3 separate regions of the Homo sapiens genome follow, and regions 2 and 3 are each linked to region 1. Evidence: chromatin contacts called from ENCODE Hi-C or POLR2A ChIA-PET data. All regions are on one chromosome and are shown on one strand. The core of a region is the stretch at or near the end of the contact, and the rest is flanking DNA. Distances in the headings are between cores, read along the strand shown.

Region 1 (2,962 bases), core at 73-2,572:
AAAAAAAAAAAAATTCAACCTCTAGAAGCAAAGTAGAGAATCTCATTCCTATCCAGCTGGCACTGACTATGTGGGAGTTTGACATTATGTTTAGGGGCTAAAGTTTTTTTATTCCAATAGATCATGTACGAGTTAAGGGATATTATCCATTCGAATAAAACCTTCGCCCTCTGAAAGTTCCCTGAAAATCAACTGACAAAATGTAAATGATAGAAGAAAAGGCATACACGTTTATTAGCATGTGCTGGGGAGGATCGCAGAGTGATGGCCTAATATCCCAAAGGGATACAGATTCTTCTATATCCGACTTCTTAGGGGAGAGGATCATGGAAAAGTGTGAATGATTTTAGGAGAATAGCAAAGGATTTTTATTTTTATTATCATTATTATTTTGAGACAGAGTTTTGCTCTTGTCGCCCAGGCTGGAGTGCACTGGCGCAATCTCCACCTACTACAACCTCCGCCTCCTGGGTTCAAGCAATTCTCCTGCCTCAGCCTCCCGAATAGCTGAGATTACAGGTGCCCACCACCATGCCCAGCTAATTTTTGTATTTTTAGTAGAGACGGGGTTATGCCGTGTTGGGCAGGCTGGTCTCCAACTCCTGACCTCAGGTGATCCACCCGCCTCGGCCTCCCAAAGTGCTGGGATTACAGGCGTGAGCCACAGCTCCCAGCCACAAAGGATTTTTAGGGGAATTCAATGGGCTTAGAGAACACACAGTGGCTCAGAACAAAGTCTGTTGGGTCTGCAGAGCAGAAAATGATTTGTGACAAGTCTGTTCAGGTGTGTTGGCAGACTTCAGTCAGTCTTCCTGCGATGTGAGTTCAGCTAATGAAAACTCAGGGACCGGGGTCATTGTTTTCTTCTTTTTCAGGTCCGGGCTTTAGGTAGATAAGGGAACTTCAGAGAACAACTTCATCCTGTGTTTTGGGAGACACGGAGGACTGAGCGATGAGAAGTAGGTGGGTGAGGTCAGAGAGACCTTAGGTCTTCCTCAGTTCGGCCCATCAGAGTGCCCTATTTTGGGGTATCGGTTTCTGACTCCCAACAATGGTGAAAAAATTGGGCTTGAAGTGGACTGGAAAGTTAGTAAAATTTCTTTAACTGTAGCAGGAGGAGTCATAGACACAACCTCTCAGACACCGGATTGTGGAAGGAAAGAGCTTTATTCTTCTGGGAGCATCGGCAGACTCAAGTCCTAGAAACTGAGCTCCCTGAATAAGTAATTCCTGTCCCTTTTAAGGGCTCACACCTCTAAAGGGACTGCATGAAGAGGGGGTCGTGACCGATTGGGCAAGCGAGGGGTAGGTGACTGACGGCTGCATGCACCAGTAATCACAACGAAACAGAACAGAACAGGGAGTTTCACAACGCTTCCTCATACAGTGTCTAGAATCTATAGATAACTCAAGCAGTGAGGTCAGGGGTTGAATTTTAACTACCAGGCCCGAAATGTGACGCTGGGCTGTCTGACTATGAATTTCACTTCTGCTTATTCTTTTAACTTCTACCTTTTCAGCAAACAAGAAATTAAGTATAAGACAACATGAGGAGTGGTCTCCTTTCTCATGACCACCTCCGCTAGTTCAGAGAAAGGCGCCCACAGTGACTGGGTGACCAAGATATAGTTGCCTCAGACATTTGCATTTCAAAGGGGATAAATCCAAGACCTTTGAAAAAAATGTTTCTGGGTTGTAAATCTGGCAAGAGGCTTACTTGCCTCTGAAGAGATTTATAGACACACCAAAAGATTAAAGTAAGAATTTACGACCACTAGGTTTCTCTCAGGAATACTCTAAGAGGAGGAGGATATGGTCTCTTTTCTTTTGTGGTAACAGGGGAAATTCTTTTTTTTGTTTTTTCTTTTTTCTTTTTTTTTTTCTTCAATTGGTGATACTCAATTGTCCCAAAACTCTTAGAGTGATTAGAACAGAAAAAGTTAAATATATCATTGATTTATTTTTTCGGTCTATTTTTTTCAAAATGCCATTATAAGGGTAACACAATTTTATTGTGAGGAAACTGGGGAAGTAAAGAAAATCATGAGGAAACTCAAAGCCAGCTTTTGAAGTTCATTCTAAAAGGATGAACTCAATTTGGGTCTGCTTGGTAATTATGTAAATGTCCTGTTATAATTGATAATTAACTATTTTGTGTTTTGCATCATCAAAGCCAGCTCGGTATAGTTGAATAAAAGGTACACCAAATGAAATCTCATATCTAGACTAATTTCAAGAGAACCAAAGGAAATTATTATAATTATCATGAACTTTCTAATCACTAGAACAGCATAAAACCTTTCTTTATGTAGCAAAGTACCAATGAGTGGCAGGTGCAAGATAGAGGCTGTCACAAAAGAAAGGGCAGCCTAAGAATGAGAAGTTATAGCTTCTCTTTTCTATTTCTCCTCCCAGAGGTTGAGTTCTGCATGCCCTCCGTCCCCACAATTCTACTTGACATTGCCACTGCCTTCCTCTAACCTGTCTCTGTTTCTTCCTTACATTGCTGGTGGAATGACCATTCCGTCTGACATATCAGATTATTCACTATTTCTTCCTTCTCTGTTACTCATTTGTTGAACAAGTTTACTGAGCATCTATGTGCCAGCCACTAGCCAAAATGCTGTGGCAAGACCTGGCACAGTGGTTCATGCCTATAATCCCAGCATTTTGGAAAGCTGAGGCATGGCCAATTGCTTGAGACCAAGAGTTCACAACCAGTCTGGGCAACATGGCGAAACTCTGTCTCTACAAAAAAATAAACCAGCAAACAAAAAAAGTTAGCCAGGAGTGGTGGCACACACCTGTGGTCCCAGCTACTTGAGAGGCTGGGGTGGGAGGATCACCTGAGACTGGGAGGTCGAGGCTGCAGTGAGCTGAGATCGCACCAGTGCACTCCAGCCTGGGTGACAGAGAAAGACCCTATCTCAAAAACAAAACAAAACAAAGTGCTGGGGCTATA
Region 2 (2,700 bases), core at 13-2,512, 40 kb before region 1:
CCATCTTGCACCAACCTGCTGGACTAACACTGCCAACACTCACCAGGAATCACCTCCCTCCCTCTGGTAAAAACCCTAAGAAGCCCACAGAGCCATGTCCCGTTGTCTTGCCTAACCTGGCATTCAAAGCCTCCAGTGATAAATCCTCGAGCCACCTCTTCCAACCTTGTCATTAATACTACAAAAGGTCAGGGAACACTTCTTTTAGGAGGTGACATTTCAGCCAGATCTGAACAAGGAAGAGCAACAATACAGAGCTGTTTTCAGATGTTAGGGTACTTCAGAACCCCCTGGGAATGTAAAAATATACGCAAATGCCTGTAGTGATGGAGATCGTTTGCTTGCTTGTTTCTTTCTTTGTTTTTAGCAATCCCTCCAGGACATTTTGTAGTCAGGCTTAGAAGCCACAGGTGGAGGGACAGACACACAGATGGACGAACAAAGAGACATAAATTAGTAAGTTATAACCTAACCATAAATCCCAGGCCTGAAAGCACAAAAGACCCTGCCATTCACTTTTTCTGGGAGAATCAGAAAGATGTCCAGGAGGAGAGGGTCTTTAAGCATCGTCTGAAGGGGTGAGCAGGGTTTGCAAAGCAGAAGAAAAATGGTCCTCATTAACATAGTGGAGAGTTTAAAAAAAAAAAGTGTACCCAGTGCAAAAGCTGGGAAAAAAAAAAAAGAATGGAGAAACTCACAGGCAGAGAGGGCAGCTCCTGTGAGAGGTCCCGGGCTGCGGCCAGTAGGTGACCACCAACGGGAGGCAGTGACTATATCAGGATGCCGAGGGGCCCCAGGGAGATGCGGCTGAGGTTGGAGTTGGGGCAGGTGAAGGGGAAGGACTTTGTGGGGTATCTGAGGAAGATGGAGTTTCTCCTGAGGCCACCAGGAGGCGCCAGACGTCAAGCGGGGCGGGGGGCGGGGACGGGCTCGGTAACTTTCCTCTGCTGAAAACAGCCCTGAGCAGGGTTAGCAAGGATTAGCCGTGGCAATAAAGGGCTTATAAGGAAATTAAAAGGTCTAATGAGGGCCATAAGGATGATTTATACCCTTTCTGTAGCATGCCTCTTCCTTGTACTAGAATTCATGTATGCCTTTGTCCTGTCTCCCTAATGAATTGTGGGGTACTCATAGAACTAAAACCCGTGTAATGATTAGCTGAAGCAGGGTTTCTCAACCTTGGAACTGTTGACATTTGGGGCTGGTAATTCTGTGTTGTGGGAGGTTGTTCTGTGCATGTTAGGGTGTTTAGCAGCGTCCTTGGTTTCTACTCACAAGATGCCAATGCACCTCCATCTCAACTAGTGACAAGCAAAAATGTCTCCTGACATTGCCAGCTGACCCGTGGGAGCAAAATCACCCTCAGTGGCAAACCATTGGGTTAAAGGGGTTCTGCAGGCTCTAGCAGGATCCAAATCTGGGCTCTGCCACTTCCCAAGTAGGTGATCTTGGGCAGACTACGTCACTCCTCTATGCCTCCATTTTCTCATGTATCAAGAAGGGATTTTTAAAAAGTATTGACATCAGCATCAGTGTAAGAATGAAACACAGTGATCCAGCCAGGCACAGTGATGCACGCCTGTAATCCCAGCCCTTTGGGAGGCTGAGGCAGGAGGACTGTGTGAGCCCAGGAGTTTTAGACCAGCCTGAGCTACATAGCAAGACCCTATCTCTACAGAAAACAACAACAAAAAAAATTAGCCAAGTGTGGTGGTGCACCTGTAATCCCAGCTACACAGGAGACTGAGGCGGGAGGATCGCCTGAGCCAGGAGCTCAAGGTTACAGTGAGCTATGATCATTCACTGCACTCTAGCCCGGGCAACAGAGGAAGCCCTTGTCTCTAAAAATAGAAATAATAAATTAATAAATAATAAAAATAAATACAAGGCTGGGCCCGGTGGCTCATGCCTGTAATCCCAGCACTTTGAGAGGCTGAGGCGGGAGGATCACCTGAGGTCAGGAGTTTGAGACCAGCCTGGCCAACGTGTTGAAACCCTGTCTCTACTAAAAATTTAAAAATTAGCTGGGCATGGTGGCGGGTCCCTGTAATCCTAGCTACTCAGGAGGCTGAGGCACAAGAATTGCTTGAACCCAGGAGATGGATGTTGCAGTGAGCCGAAATCGTGCTACTACAGTCCAGCCTGGGTGACAGAGCAAGATTCCATCTCAAAATATAAAAATAAATAATAAATACAATGACAAATGCGAAGGCCACAAGGTAAACACTCAATGAACACCAGGCCTCTGAGGACACAAGGGATAGTAATGGTTATGGTAACCTCAGTGTTAGCAACTACAGCCTAACTCAAGAATTCCCCGAAGATGTGTTCCAAGGAATAATGAACTCAAAAAGTAGTTTTATTTAAAAAGGTTTTCAGGCCAGAAAATGCAGGACACCCAATTCCTTTTTGAGCAAATTAGGTATACTCAGTTAATTAAGACTCCAAGAAGGCCTGCAGTCATCATTACTCGATTTGAAGCTCTGGGAAATGAGGAGTGAAGTCTAACTCACTACAGTATCCCCCTTCCTAGCATAATGCTGAGGAACACTCAATAAGAACGTGATAAATTGTGGGCAGAGGATTACCCAGGTGCCGAGGCAAGAGACTGAAGGCACAAACTGTTTCAGTATAATGAAGAAAATAGTTACAATTAGAATAGTTATAATAGAAATTAGATATAGAGATGATCATGGACAT
Region 3 (2,999 bases), core at 171-2,670, 43 kb after region 1:
GGCATGCACCTGTAGTCCCAGATACTCGGGAGGCTGAGGCAGGAGAATTGCTTGAACCTGGGAGGCGGAGGTTGCGATGAGCTGAGATTGTACCACTGTACTCCAGCCTGGGTGACAGACCGAGAGTCCGTCTCAAAAAAAAAAAAAAAAAAAAAAAAGATCACCAGTCACAGATCTTGATGGGGGCAGGGCCATGGAATTTCAGGATCTGGTTTTAAATTGCCATACGGCCCTATTCATTCTTCAAGTAGAAGTTCCAATACCATCCCTTCCAAGAAGTTTCCTACACTCTTGAAAGAGTGCATGGGACTGGGCACAGTGGCTCATAACTGTAATTGCAGCACTTAGGGAGGCTGAGGTAGGAGGATTGCTTGAGGCTGGCAGTTTGACACCAGCCTAGGGAACATGGCGAGAGCCTGTCTCTACAAAAAATGAAAAGTGAAAATTAGGCTAATTTTGTACACCTGTAGTCCTAGCTACTCAGGAGGCTGAAGTGAGAGGATTGCTTGAGCCCAGGAGTTTGAGGCTGCAGTGTGGTATGATCATACTCCAGCCTGGGTGGTAGAGTGAGACCTTGTCTCTTAAAAAAAAAAAAATCTTCTAAAAAAGTGCAAAGTGCTCCTCCTTTGTGTTTACCTGCAGTGCATAGTGTTACACACATCTTTATAAGGGAACACCTGAGTAGGATTAGTGTGAGCAACAAGGCTGTTTACTTGGGTGCAAGTCGGCTGAGTCTGAGAAAGGAGTCAATGAAGGGTGGTGGGAGTGGAACTGGTTTTATAGGTTTGGGGTAGGAAGAGGAAAGTTACATTTAGGGGCAGTTTTTTTGGGCAGGGGAAGAATGTCATAAGATGCATAGTCATGAGGTAGGGGGAGGTCACAAGGCACCGTATCACAAGGTCGATTGATTAGTTAGGGTAGGGCAGGAACATATGACAATGGTGGAATGTTGCAAATTTGGTTAATCAGTTAAGGCAGGAACTAGCTGTTTCTTCTTCTTTAGTGGTTCTCTTGTTGCTCCAGGCTTTGTGACTCCAGGAGGCCTGTATGTGTGGGTCACAGGGGTCACAATGGCTTGACCATGGTGTAGCCCATTCAGAGGACCTTACATGTAGAGAACCTTACTTTTTTAAGAATTAACTTTAAGGTGGTATTGAAGCAGAAGACATAAAAAGAAAAACAAGTTTTCCTGTACTAGGCTGACTCACTCAAAGGCCCAGCAATGGGCAGGGCTCTGTTGGGACTTTGATAGCACTATCTACAGAGGCAGGGCCCAGAAGGGATGGGATCCAGAGCCTCTCCCTCCCATCCCAGAGCAGGGATGAAGAAAACAAGTTTTTCTTTCAGCTTCCCCCTTCAGATTCTTCCCCCTTACCGTTGTTCCTTGTTCTGTTCTCATAATTATTTTTGCAAGTTTTGTAAGTTCCTGTTTTTCCCTTCTGTGCAGCACGGCAAGGTCACAAGATAAGTTTGAGTTCTAAAACCTATCACTGTTTGACAAACTGCCTTTGTTCTGCTTCTGTAAGCTCGCTTGCCTGCTCTACAGGTTTCGCGCCATCAAACCGGCCAACCCCATTTCAGATGCATGTATAAAAGTCAAGCCCTGTCTTTGCTCAGGGCTCAGCCTTTGGATGTTAATCCACTGGGCTGGTGCTCACCTAATAAAATCCTCATGTCCCACCCATTGGTCTCTCCTGTCCCTTGATTCCTGCAACAGTGTAACTTATAATAAAATTCCCCTATTTTGGCTGGGCACAGTGGCTCATGCCTGTAATCCCAGCACTTTGGGAGGCTGAGGTGAGTAGGTCACCTGGGGTCAGGAGTTTGAAACCAGCCTGGCCAACATGGTGAAACCCCATCTCTGCTAACATACAAAAATTAGCCAAGTGTGGTGGCAGGCACCTGTAATCCCAGCTACTTGGGAGGCTGAGGCACAAGAATGGTTTGAACCTGGGAGGCGGAGGTTACAGTGAGCCAAGATAATGCCACTACACTCCAGACTGGGCAACCGAGCAACACTCTGTCACAAAAAAAAAAAAAAAAAAAAAAAAAAACCTATTTTAAAAAGTATACAGGTCAGGTGTGGTGGCTTACACCTGGAATCCCAGCACTTTGGGATGCCAAGGCAGGTGGATCACTTGAGGTCAGGAGTTCAAGACCAGACTGGCCCACATGGTAAAACCCCATCTCTACTAAAAATTACCAAAAAAATATTAGCCAGGCATGGTGGTGCATGCTTGTAGTCCCAGCTACTTGGGAGGCTGAGACAGGAGAATTGCTTGAACCTGGGAGGTAGAGGTTTCAGTGAGCTGAGATCACACCACTGCACTCCAGCCTGAGCAACAGAATGACACTCTGTCTCAAAAAAAACAAAAGTGTACCATTTCGTGGGTTTGACAAATGTGTACACCTGTGTAATAGCCACCACAATCAAGATACAGACTATTTCTATTACCCCAGAAAGTTATCTCAGGCCCTATAGGAAATGTCTTATGTCTTTTTTTAAAAATTCTTTTTTTTTCTATTCTTTTTTTCACTCTTGTTGCACTGGCTGGAGTACAATGGCTCAAAGTTGACTCACCGAAACCTCCGCCTCCCGGGTTCAAGTGATCTCCTGCCTCAGCCTCCCAAGTAGCTGGGATTACAGACATGTTCCACCACACCCAGCTAATTATTTTTAGCTCTGTTGCCCAGGCTGGAGTGCAGTGAAGCAATCTCGGCTCACTGCAACCTCTGCCTCCTGGGTTCAAGCGATTCTCCTGTCTCAGCCTCCTGAGTAGCTGGGATTCCAGTCACCCACCACCACACCCAGCTAATATTTGTATTTTTAGTAGCCATGGGGTTTCTCCATGTTGGCCAGGCTGGTCTCAAACTCCTGACCTCAGGTGATCCGCCTAACTTGGCCTCCCAAAGTGCTGGGATTATAGGCATGAGCCACCACACCCAGAGATAACATCACTATTATAGTGCCTAAGATTGTAAATGTTTTTCATACTTTT

The links. A loop is a pair of places that touch in the nucleus more often than their neighbours do. ChIA-PET counts read pairs that join two places held with the same protein, here RNA polymerase II (POLR2A). Pooled maps may share reads with other maps.
Region 2: a loop to region 1 is called in a map of GM12878, with 4 times the contacts of the local background. The contact joins two enhancer-like sites. A Hi-C loop is called at or near these places in 6 of 168 maps with a recorded cell type or tissue (B cell, CD8-positive, alpha-beta T cell, Calu3 and 3 more), 30 of 37 single-sample maps with no recorded cell type and 9 of 50 pooled maps. POLR2A ChIA-PET finds 5 or more read pairs at or near these places in 7 of 52 experiments (GM12878, HepG2, MCF 10A and 4 more).
Region 3: a map of kidney shows a loop between it and region 1 (2.4-fold over the local background). The contact joins two enhancer-like sites. A Hi-C loop is called at or near these places in 1 of 168 maps with a recorded cell type or tissue (kidney). POLR2A ChIA-PET finds 5 or more read pairs at or near these places in 5 of 52 experiments (OCI-LY7, Panc1, activated B cell and 2 more).

The regions. Positions count from the first base shown.
Region 1 is chr16:10,296,214-10,299,175 of GRCh38, forward strand. No RefSeq gene overlaps it. Among named protein-coding and RNA genes, the nearest start is that of ATF7IP2, 88 kb to the right of the region's middle. RefSeq lists an enhancer at 1,575-1,624. Within about 2 kb of position 1,323, at least 5 of the 41 ENCODE cell types and tissues checked have a DNase peak (open chromatin) inside an H3K27ac peak, as active enhancers do; they include GM12878, where a contact is called at or near this core.
Region 2 is chr16:10,256,098-10,258,797 of GRCh38, forward strand. No RefSeq gene overlaps it. Among named protein-coding and RNA genes, the nearest start is that of GRIN2A, 75 kb to the left of the region's middle. Within about 2 kb of position 1,263, at least 3 of the 41 ENCODE cell types and tissues checked have a DNase peak (open chromatin) inside an H3K27ac peak, as active enhancers do; they include GM12878, where a contact is called at or near this core.
Region 3 is chr16:10,338,996-10,341,994 of GRCh38, forward strand. No RefSeq gene overlaps it. Among named protein-coding and RNA genes, the nearest start is that of ATF7IP2, 46 kb to the right of the region's middle. Within about 2 kb of position 1,421, at least 2 of the 41 ENCODE cell types and tissues checked have a DNase peak (open chromatin) inside an H3K27ac peak, as active enhancers do.